Regions from separate parts of the Homo sapiens genome. Here region 1 is linked to region 2. A link is a loop called in an ENCODE intact Hi-C map of the cell type or tissue named here. Cell type or tissue: MCF 10A. All regions are shown on one strand. Links, peaks and the distances in the headings refer to the core of each region. The heading gives the core; the rest is flanking DNA.

Region 1 (5,382 bases), core at 134-5,133, 52 kb before region 2:
TATAGTGGCTTAGCGGGGAAGAACAAATAAGATACATGAAATAAAAACACGTTGAAAACTGTGGGCTATAGTGCAATTCTAAAAATGTTTAATCTATATATTAACACTGTATTACCTTATTCATACCTTTCCTCTAACAAGCATTCAAGGCAAATGGTGGCTGGCTGGCAGAGGGGCATTAGACAGTCTTGAAAAGAGCTGTCCTGTCCCCCAATCTGAGGCTGCAAACCCAGTTTCGCACTTTCTAACATGGTGAATCCCTCCCCTTCCCTGACTTCCAGTGTCTTCATTGGTAAAATTACATTTCGGTGAGGATTAGGGTTTTTGTAACTTTGATTTTTATAAAGATTATCCCAAAATTCCCCAATCAATACTAAAATTATTTTAATCACCATTATTGTTCAAACGTTTAGATTGTGACCAAATCTGAAACTCACAACTTGAACAGTCAAAATTCCTAGAAAAGTACCAGTTTAACCTCTGCCAGAATGGCTTTTTAGACTTAGATTTTATTTTTGAAACAAAACCAAAACTAGAACCTTTAAGTTAAGATCCTCTAAAAAAAAAAAAGAAAGGAAAAAGAAAAAAAGAAAAAGCCCTGTTACTGAAGTTGGGTTTTGTGATTGGGAGTGTGAGAAGTTCCATCTCAAGCAGCAGCCACCTCCTTTTGGCCTCGGGCTGCTGGGCCACCACTGTGGCCAGGGAGTGTCTTCTTTGGGCCCATGGTTTGGGCAGAGACACAGACACCATGCTTTATATAACTTATCCCACCCCAGGAGCTAGTCTTCCTGCCAGTCACAGGGGCCACAGAATCATATCTAGGTATTTAAGCCCAGGTCTGGCAACTCAGGAAAGATGAAATGGAGAGTTCTGCTCCCACCCACCACTCTGCAAATGCTTGACCTGGGTGTAGCTGCTCTGCTGTGCTTTGGTGGTATTCAGTCAGGCTGAAGAAGTCTTCCCCATTCACACTGTGCTCAAATCCCACCCGTCCTCCAGCCCCATTCTCTCTTGCTGCTGCTTGGACCTGGCCTCAGGCCTCATGATCAGCACTGGACTTGGCTGCTCACACAAATTGGTGTGGACAGCCCTGAGGACCGGGGTCCTGGGAAAGGGAAAGAGGGCGAGGAGATGACTAATGAAAAAGGAGGGCTCCTGACATGCTTGGCTTCCTCCAGCCAAGCAGAGCCTAATCCTGAACAGAACTGAGGGGATGGGCTCTTGAGACAAAGCAGTCCCCAGATGTAGTCAGGTTTTCTCCTGATCTATATTTGAGGATTCTTTAGAAAGCTCACTTTGAACTTGAGCAGTAGAAAGCCAGAAACCATCATGGTTTCTGAAAAGAGCAACAGGAGTGTGTAATTGATACTTTCATTTAAGCTATGATGATCAGTTAATGTTAGTTATCCACCCTGGCTGTAGAATCACCTGGGGAGTTTTTAATTTCCTGCCTAGACTTAATCAGTTTAATTGGTCTGGTGTGTTAAGTACTGCAGGTGACTCTAATAGGCATCAGGATTGCGAGTTCTAAGTTAGAGGGAGTGAGCCTAGAGCCATGATTCTCAAATCTCAGCATGCCTTAGAATCACGTGCAGGGGCTGGTTGGAGCACAGATCGCTGAGCCCTACCCTCCGAATTTCTGATTCATTAGATTTGTGGTAGGGCCGAGAATCTGTGTTTCTGACAAGTTCCCAGGTGATGCTGATTGATGCTGATCAGAAACCACACCACAGCCAGAAAACAACCTGATGCTACCAGGTGGAGGCTTTGAGCTCTGGCCTGGGGTTACAGCAGTGCTAATGAGGGCAGCAGATACATCTGAGGCATTTGAGAGGCAGGACACGTGGCTCTCCAGGTATTGGTTTGCACGATTAGTCAGCAATGGCAGGTGGTGTGAGAATAGGCTTGGTGATGTGGCTTTGAGCCTCATCTGCACAGAGACAGAACACCTTGGAGATGGTGTATGTCTCTTTTGATTTCATACAGCTAGAGGTCAGATTTCTTTGCCTTGCATTCCAAACTACTATTGAGTAGAATTCTTAATATAAATCAATGCCATCCAAATGGTGAACTCGATTTATAATGCTTTGGAAACATTTGCCACTCTTTTCTAAAAACACATTGAGTTTTTCCAGATCTGGGTGAAACTTTCCTCCCACTTACAAACTTTCATCCTGTGTTGTTCAGCCAGCTTAAGTTTCTCTTGCCAGTGTCCAAACTCAAAAGGAGACTATACAGTATCATTGCTGAAAGAAACTTAAGGTCAGCATCAAGTTACTACAGAATTGTGGGGAATTCCAGTAAAATCACACAGTAGGAGAATCTGGCTCATGTCGTCGCAAGTATATGGTTCTTGCTGAGATAAGCTATGACCAGGGAATTCCTATTTGGGAAAAAGAATGTTCCTTTGAAGCAATTTAGCTATTCCTTCCTCGGAGAAAGTCTAAGCTAAATAACCACCCTTGAGAAGGCAATATAAATAAGATAGTAACAGCATTAGCTTTATCTAGTACAGGGCCCTTGCAAGTCCAATCCAGTTAGCACATGTTTAAGGCAAGCAAAATTTTTCAAGAAAAAAAATGAGTCAAGATGATTTAACAAGATAGACTGTCATTCAGCCAGCCATTTGGGTCACGCAGTGACACCAGATAGGTGACAGAGGGGTGGGGAAAGACAGCTCTGGAGCCTACCTGGCAAAAAAAAATCCACACAGATAAGAGGGTGTATTAGTCCATTCTCACACTGCTATAAAGAACTGCCCGAGACCAGGCAATGTATAAGGCAAAAAGGTTTAACTGACTCACAGTTCCACATGGCTGGGGAGTCCTCAGGATACTTACAATCATGGTAGAAGGCGAAGGGGAAGCAAGACACTTTCTTCACAAGGCAGCAGGAGCGAGTAATACAAGCAGGTGAAATGCCGGACACTTATAAAACCATGAGATCTCGTGAGAGCTCCTTCATTATCACGAGAACAGCACAGGGGAAACCGCCCCCATGATCCAGTCACTTCCCTCCCTCAACAGGTGGGAATTATAATTCGAGATGAGATTTGAGTGGGGACACAGAGCCAAACCATATTAGAGAGAAATGCGGCATATTCCCCAGGCTGGCCTACTCGACTTCTTTCAAACATACTGGCAATGAGCTGAGAAAGCCCTGAGCATAGGGGCTTATGGATTTGTCTCTCATTGTTAATATTCTTGCTTTGGGGAGGAACCCAAATGGCAAGCAAGTGTGGCTTCCCAAAACAGCCAGGTTTGGGACGCTCTGATTGTGGGCCCATTCATTCATTCATTCATTAGTTCATTCTACAGACGTCACTTGACTGCCCATTACATGCCAGGCCCTGTCTAGGCAGGGGTGTGACAGAGACAAGTTAAATGTCAGTGGTTCTTGTCCTCAGGGAAGTCAGAGTCCAGAAACCAGAAGAGATGACTGACCATTTGGTGGGCCTGCAATAAAGGCAGATCATCTGCATTAACAGCTGAAAAAGTGCCACTAGGTTTGTCAAAATGGAAGTTTAAAAATAAATACATAAAAGGTTGGCCCCTCGGTCTGGCTGGCAGACATCAACCTATTGACAGCAGGCAAGAATGAAGAAAAATCAGCTAATTTTGCTTTTTTATTGCCAAAATTAAATGTAAGTGGGAAAGAAAACTTGCCACAAAAGCATTATAAAAATCTGGCCTTCAAAAAATAGTCTGTAATTAATTAGGCCACGGTCCTCCCAGAGGTTGATTGTACTAAATAACAAAACATGTCTCTCATGCTCTCAATTCAAAAAAGTAGGCCTGGTGCAATAGAAGACTGCGAGCTCAGGGAAGTGGGCAGAGAACTTCAAGTAATCAATAATTGCTAATATTTCCTGGGGGTTTACCATGTGCCTGGTACTATTCTAAGCAGTATTCTACATAGTAACTCATTAATCTTCACAGCTGCCGTATAAAATGGTACTGCTACCAGCCTCATTTTACAGAGGAAGAAACAGGCACACAAAGGCTAGGTAACATGCTGATGGTCACACAGCTAGTTCATGGCAGAGCTATGGATTGAGCTGAGTCTGTGCAAAGGGCCCTGATAGCCTGGCTTTCCCTGTAGCTCCAAAGGGGGATGTCTGTGATTTTGGCAGCATAAACTAGTGATGTAGCAGGAATTTTAGACCAGAAAGCTTGAGCTTGGATCCTGATTCTACCACTCAGTGGTGTATGATTTTTGGTAAGTTATTTCACTTCTTGAGTCACTGTGTCCTCATTTGTCAAAAAGTACTAGCAATCACTTTTAAGATTGTCATGAGGATTAAATGAGATAAAAATGAAATCTACACGGAATTCCTTGCCTAGGAGGGAGCAGTTTTGCCTGACCATGATGTTTGTTCCATACCTGTGAGTTTCAATTATAGTTCATCCAAGAAGTCACATGTTATCCAGAGATGCTTCAAAGCTGTGACGATTCACACATTAGCAGGTCTGATTCATCTGCATCCCATGGTAAAAGCCAGTTTCCTAATTTTCCAGACCTTCTGTTCAACTCAGAATTATTTACTTTAAAATACCAGAAAGTACAGTCATTAATTTAACCAAGGAGATTAGCAGCTTGTATCACTACAATTGTAGAGAAATTTGAAGAGTTCTGGATTGTATAAGATGACTGAGCCCTCTTATTAGCAACAGAAGTCTCATCCTAATCCAAACAATGACCAAATACCATGGAGGTGAAAAAGGGTTCACAAGGAACTGATATTGTATGCATACGTGCATTCACAGTAGAAAAAGGTATTCGCATTTTCACAGAGCTTTAGGACTGGGAACAGCTACATAGAAGTCCTAAAGATCCCCTAATGCAAATATCTCCCTAATGTTTGCAGTGGTTAGATGAAATGTGAGCTGAGGATCCTTCACCTTAATATTCTATGATTCTTTAATAAAGCATATTGATTTCTTATAAACATCTTCAGTGCTCATTTCTACACCCTGCTCTATGCTTGGTGCTCAGTCAGTATCAAACTGATGAATTCTGAGACTTTCCAAACAGACTACAGGTAATTAAGTTGGGTTCTATACAGTTCAAAGTATTAAAACTCTAAAATAATACTCAAAATCAATGTGTGCCTTTTACTGGAGAGAAGGTATACAATTTTCACTATCTCCCCATGGGGTTTGTAAACAGACCCCAAAAAATACATGTATTAAAAACTGGGTTTCTATAGATAGACTGGCCAAATTGTGCTAGTGCAGGCCACCTTTTTAGAATCAGCATATAATGCTTATGTGGAAAATAAAATAAACTCTGATATATTTGCAAATAACAAACTTCAGCTGCCTAGAGCAGAAAAATTTGGAGTTTGCTACTGAGTTGGGAACACAAATGAGCAGCATGCAC
Region 2 (5,382 bases), core at 174-5,173:
ACTCAAGAAAATCTGCCCAGGTGCATCTGTTTACCTCTCCTCCTCTGCCAAGCAGGAGAACAATATTGAATTGGAGAACACATATGTTAATAACTCCAAAGAGAGGCTAGTATCTCAGCTTGAGCACCAGCTCCCTGGATGCTACTATAGTTCTGGGCAAAACTGCAAAGCAGCCAAAGTTGGTCTTGCAACCATCCCAACTTTAGCCCATTATCAATCTCCCAGACATCACATGCACATAGCCTACCCTAAATCTGCCCCAAATCCTTCAATCAGCCTAGACATGCCTCTAGACTAGTGTCTGGTTTAAAATGTAAATGAGGTTTAACCTTACCAGGGATGCCTCAACATCCCCTGGCAGACCTTCCACCCAGACAGGAAGAGGTGGCATAATGGAGCAAGCATGGGTTTGGGGCCAGAAAGACCTGGTTTTCTACCCCAGTTTCACAACTTACTATTTTGTGACCACAAGCAAGTTACTTAACCTCGATTAAGCCTCAATGTTCTTGGCCACAAAATGCAGATAATAATGTCTGCCCAAATATATTTCGGGAAGATTAAATACAAACAAGTTCTTCATTTCTTATCCTATCCTTCCTCATCTCATAAGGGGAACCAATAAAGCTCAGCAAAAACACAAAAAAGACATTGATTTTATTTATTTATAGGCATTGGCAGAAACCCCATCATGAACAGGGAAACCCTTTGGAATTCTGCTGCAATTGATTGCCTTGGCTGGGAGATGTGAGGTTCCTGGAGCAATGTGAAGAAATCCAGGGGATCGCCTGGGCAGGACCCAGGCCTCTAGGCAAAATGTGTGGAACAAGCCATCGGTTTTATAATCCTCCTAAGAAAGATCATGAAAAGCAAAGTGCATTCTTAATTATTTCAAAGAGCTCTGGATTCTATATAATCTGTCCTGGAAATAATGAAGAGAAGAAAGACAAAACTTGGCTTTATTTACAGAGGTGACGTTACAGGGATTCACCATCTATTATTACCTGGCAATACCTTAGGGCTGGCCTCCACCACTGCTTTTTATGAAGAGTAAAGTACACGTGAAGTCTGTTGTTCAAGGCCCTGACCCACATCCAACCTGGACTCCCACCACTCTCTCTCAGGCATTCTGGGCTAAGCTGTAACTCAGCCGTGTCTTCCCTACACTAGCGACAGTCTTCTGCTTCATCCTGCCCTTCTCTCCACCTACCAAGCCCTCCTTTCATGTCTTCCCATCAACCTTCTCCATATAGCCAAGCCCCTGCTCAAATGGACCCTCTCCATCAGGGAGAGGTAACAGAAGCTAGAACCCAGGCTCAGGGTCCATAGACCAGGCCCCAGGGCCTACTGGGGCCAGTCAGTATGGTGGTCTCGATACCACAGACCTGGGACTCAGTCCATAATGTGGCTATCAACCAGGGTGCCCTTAGAATTAACTCAGGAGCTTTTAGAAACATATAAATGCTCATATCCCCACCCCAAACCTTCTAAATCAATATTCCATAGGGGATAAGAAAGGTATCTGGGTATCTGAATTTTTTAAAGACTCCACCCTGGATTCTAATGCACGGCCTCAGCTGAAAACCATGGCTCACAGATAGGAACTCCTCTATAAAAAGGAAACTAGATACTATGCCATGACTTCATAGACTCTACAAATAGAGCTGATGGAAAATAATACAAAAAACAGTAATTGGACAACCTGAACATTTACAAATCAAAGGGGCCAGGTGATAAGTAGTTTGGGGTGTTCAAAGATCTGAGTAAGAAACCAGTGAAAAGTTTCATTATTTCTCACAACTTACTGGGAAGCAGATGGGTGGAGGGGAGTGGAAACTGAAAATGTCTGGACATTTGTTCTGAAACTAACCAGCACCTGTAAATCTGTAATTAGCAAAGTAAGGATAGTTGTGGCTAAAAATATAGTTTGTAAATGTATCAAGGACAGTGGAATGTCTCAAGCAATAAGCAAAACGGCTTTCTTAAGGACAAAAAAATCCAAAACAACATGATATCTTGTTTTGGAAAGGGTAACCATATGAGAAGACAAAAGAAACACAGCAGCTGCTGTGTTTGGGGCTTGAGTTGCAGCATTTCATACAACAGCTCATGAAATTTTAATTGCTGACATTTAAAGGTTCAAATTGGCAGGGAGAGCAAGTCACATGGGTTGAACACTAACAAAAGATTACGAAGGAAAGGTGAGGCTCTGTGGCACATCTCCAGCAAGAAGAGGTGCTTAGCAGGGTGCCCTGGGGTCAGTGCTTGCTCACTCCAGATTGGATTCTGCATTCTAATTAACAATGTGGAAGAGAGAACAAAAGACCCCTGAAAGATACCAGAAGAAGACTTGCAAAGGGGGATGAGGGCAACCCCCAGAGAGAAGAGCAAAATGAGACAGGTGAGCCCACAAGGCTTAATCTATAGGAAAAAACAGCAGACAGCTGAGACTACTTACAAAAAGGCAAACTAGCTCATTGGAGGAAAATTCACTAGAACCCCTTATATTTTAGAAACAAAAGGACACAGACCACAAAAATGTCTCAACTATCAACATGGGTAAGAGTGTCCAGCACCCTGGAGAGGAGGTCAGGCTGTACAGGAGGCAGCCAACCCACCTTCAGATCAGGATCAGCAGAGGCATTGCCAAGACAAAGTACATTCAGAATACTAATTAATATCTATCAATGGTTTCTCTCTAGAAAAAAAAATGAAATGCCACAGGGAATGTCTATTAACCAAATAATCCACTTGAAGATCTTTTTGCCCAACTGCTGTCATAATTTGGTTTCTCTTTCTAATTTCAGGTTAAGTTCACACTACTGTCATAATTTGATCAGCATGTGCAAACAGCCAAAACCAGAAACACATCCATACCTCTACAGCAGCCTAATCTAAGAAGAAAAAGGAGAGGTTGGGTTGGTGGTCAAAGGGAGAAAGGAATTTTCATTCCCTGTATCTGCCCCTGGGCTAATAACAGCCACCATGAGCTGAGTGCCTGGTAAGAGTCAAGCCCTGTATGAGGCACATCATTCGTATTGCTCACTTTAACTGCAATGGCAGAGTTGTGAGGCAGTTATTAGACTTATGACTTGGAGAAACTGAGCAACTTCCATACACATCTAGCAAATGCAATTGTCTGGATTTGAACTTGTGTCCCTCGGACTTCTCAATCTATGCTCTTTCCCTGCATTGTTCAGTCAGCCCCTGTTCTCTTTAAGAGGGTTTTCTCCCCAGTTCCCCCAGCTCCCCACTGCCCTCTATTCTGCCTCTGTGCCTGAGAGGCCTTGAGAGCCTTGAGAGCATCACTGGACAGCCCTGGCATACAGACCCTTTCACTGGGGCCCGGCCAATAAGCAAGCTTTTCTTTTACACAGAAATGTTTGTGGCAGTCTCCACCAATCTCACTGTCCCACTAGCTCCCTGTGGAGTCAGGAAGGGCAAAGATCCCCTTCTTCTGGGTGTGATCCTACTCCTTGGAAATGCTTCACGTAGAATTCTATGGATTCCAACTGCTGGTGAGTCAATCTCTGCCCCCCCTGGATTAAGAATCAGGTAGAAGGAATTGAAAAGGAGCTCTGCAGCCAGCAAGCATTTAAAAGGCCATAGAGAAAAATGCAGGACCGCTTGAGAAGGGCAGATAGCAGAGCAGCTAGGAGTGCCCCTGCTGGAGCTAGAGTGTGAGGGTGTAAATCCTGGCCCCAGCATGTTCTATGTGCACTTGGGCAACCTGCCCAACCTCGCTCAGCCTTTCTTTTCATATCAGCAAAATAGGTTGTAGTGAGCAACAGGGTAAAGCACTTAGTAATGCTCAATGGATGCTAGAGAAACAAAAACGGAGCAGAGGCAAAGATTCCAGAAGCCTCAGGATGAACTTTCGGCATCCCTAGATGGAGAACTTTCATATACTTAGTCTCCCTTGTTCACTTCTCCAGGGACTAGTCCTTGCTTCTCTTGTCTTGTGTAGACTAATATACCTCTGAAGTTGTTCTTGCAACCATTTCCCCTAAGTAGATGAGGGATAACAAACAAGCAAAATATGTACTGAAGTTGGGTGGCTGCAAGCAATGGACTTCTTTGAGTGGAGAAAAAAAGGGAAGGAGATGTGGGGTGGGGAAGAAGGAGAAATTATCATAAAATTGGATTCCAAAGCATTCAGTATGAACATTCCCAGCAATAGCAGATGCTTTTTGCCTGCTTTAGATAAGACGTCTATGATTTAGACCTCTGCGCAAACTGAGAAGCTGTTGGATGTTGAAACATTAAATCTAAACACCGAATGCCTGAACCCAAGCAGAAGAACAAGCCCAAACAAGCCTGCAGGCCCCGCTACCCATCACATCTCACCATGAATCAAAAACGCACTACTTAGGCCAGCTGCCACTGCAGCTGCTGCCAAAGCACAAGGTGGGTGGGACCTGAGCAGTGTTCTACCATCAAGGAAAGAACTGGATGAGGGTCCTGCTTACTCGGTGGGTGGGTTCCACGTGGAAGGGTTTCCTGCCACACACAGGGTCCAGCATGAGAAATGGCAAAGGCGGGGAACAATTCAGGGGTGCCCAAGGGAGAGAATACAGTCACAGGTTCTTAGTTGCTGTTTCTGGTTAGGCCAGTAAAGCCCCTTCCTCATCCCTCTTTTCCATTTATCACTAGAGACAGAAACTAAAAGCCATGGCTTCAGGCTGCTAAAAGCCTAAAACAAAATAAAAAGAACAACAAAATAAGGCGGGTTGGACGTGCCAACTAAATGATTGTATATACTATTTTACTATAGCTACTGCCCCCAAAGGCACCTTTGGATGCCATCTTTGGATTTCTCACGATTTTTCAATATGTAGAACATAGTAGATTCTCACACAATATCTGCAGAATGAAAAAATAAAAGTGTGCATGCAAAGGGGTGGCTGGGTCACTGTAGTCCACCCCAGAGAAGACGGGAAAATGCATTTTGCTAAGGCACACAGTGATGAGAGGCATCCCACATGGTAGAAAGAGAACCAGACTCGGCATCCAGCCTCTAAATGAGTATGTACCAGAATTTCCCAAGGCTCTTGTTAAAAACGCAGATCCTGGTCAGGCGTGGTGGCTCATGCCTGTAATTCCAGCACTTCGGGAGGCCTAGGCGGGTGGATCACCTGAGGTCAAGAGTTTGAGACTAGCCTGGCCAACATGGTGAAACCCTGTCTCTACTAAAAATATAAAATCGGCCAGGCATGGTGACGTGTGCCTATAATCCCAGCCACTAGGGAGGCTGAGGCAGGGGAATCACTTGAACCCTGGAGGCGGAGCTTGCAGTGAGCCGAGATGGTACCACTGGACTCCAGCCTGGGTAACAAGAGTGAAATTCCATCTCAAAAAAAAAAAAAAAACACAAATCCTAAGTCT

Evidence for each region. Hi-C counts contacts between places; a loop is a spot of excess contacts. Peaks named below come from ENCODE experiments on the same cell type or tissue, not always from the same donor. Only the 100,000 strongest peaks of a DNase experiment are listed, where the experiment ranks them.
Region 1: it touches region 2 in a loop (7-fold over the local background); 4 of 110 quality-filtered maps call a loop at or near these places.

What each region holds. Positions count from the first base shown.
Region 1 is chr15:39,500,458-39,505,839 of GRCh38, forward strand. No RefSeq gene overlaps it. Among named protein-coding and RNA genes, the nearest start is that of THBS1, 78 kb to the right of the region's middle. In MCF 10A, for the core only: no CTCF peak of the experiment used is centred there; no DNase peak of the experiment used is centred there.
Region 2 is chr15:39,552,364-39,557,745 of GRCh38, forward strand. No RefSeq gene overlaps it. Among named protein-coding and RNA genes, the nearest start is that of THBS1, 26 kb to the right of the region's middle. In MCF 10A, for the core only: no CTCF peak of the experiment used is centred there; DNase peaks (open chromatin) are centred at 2,198 and 4,308.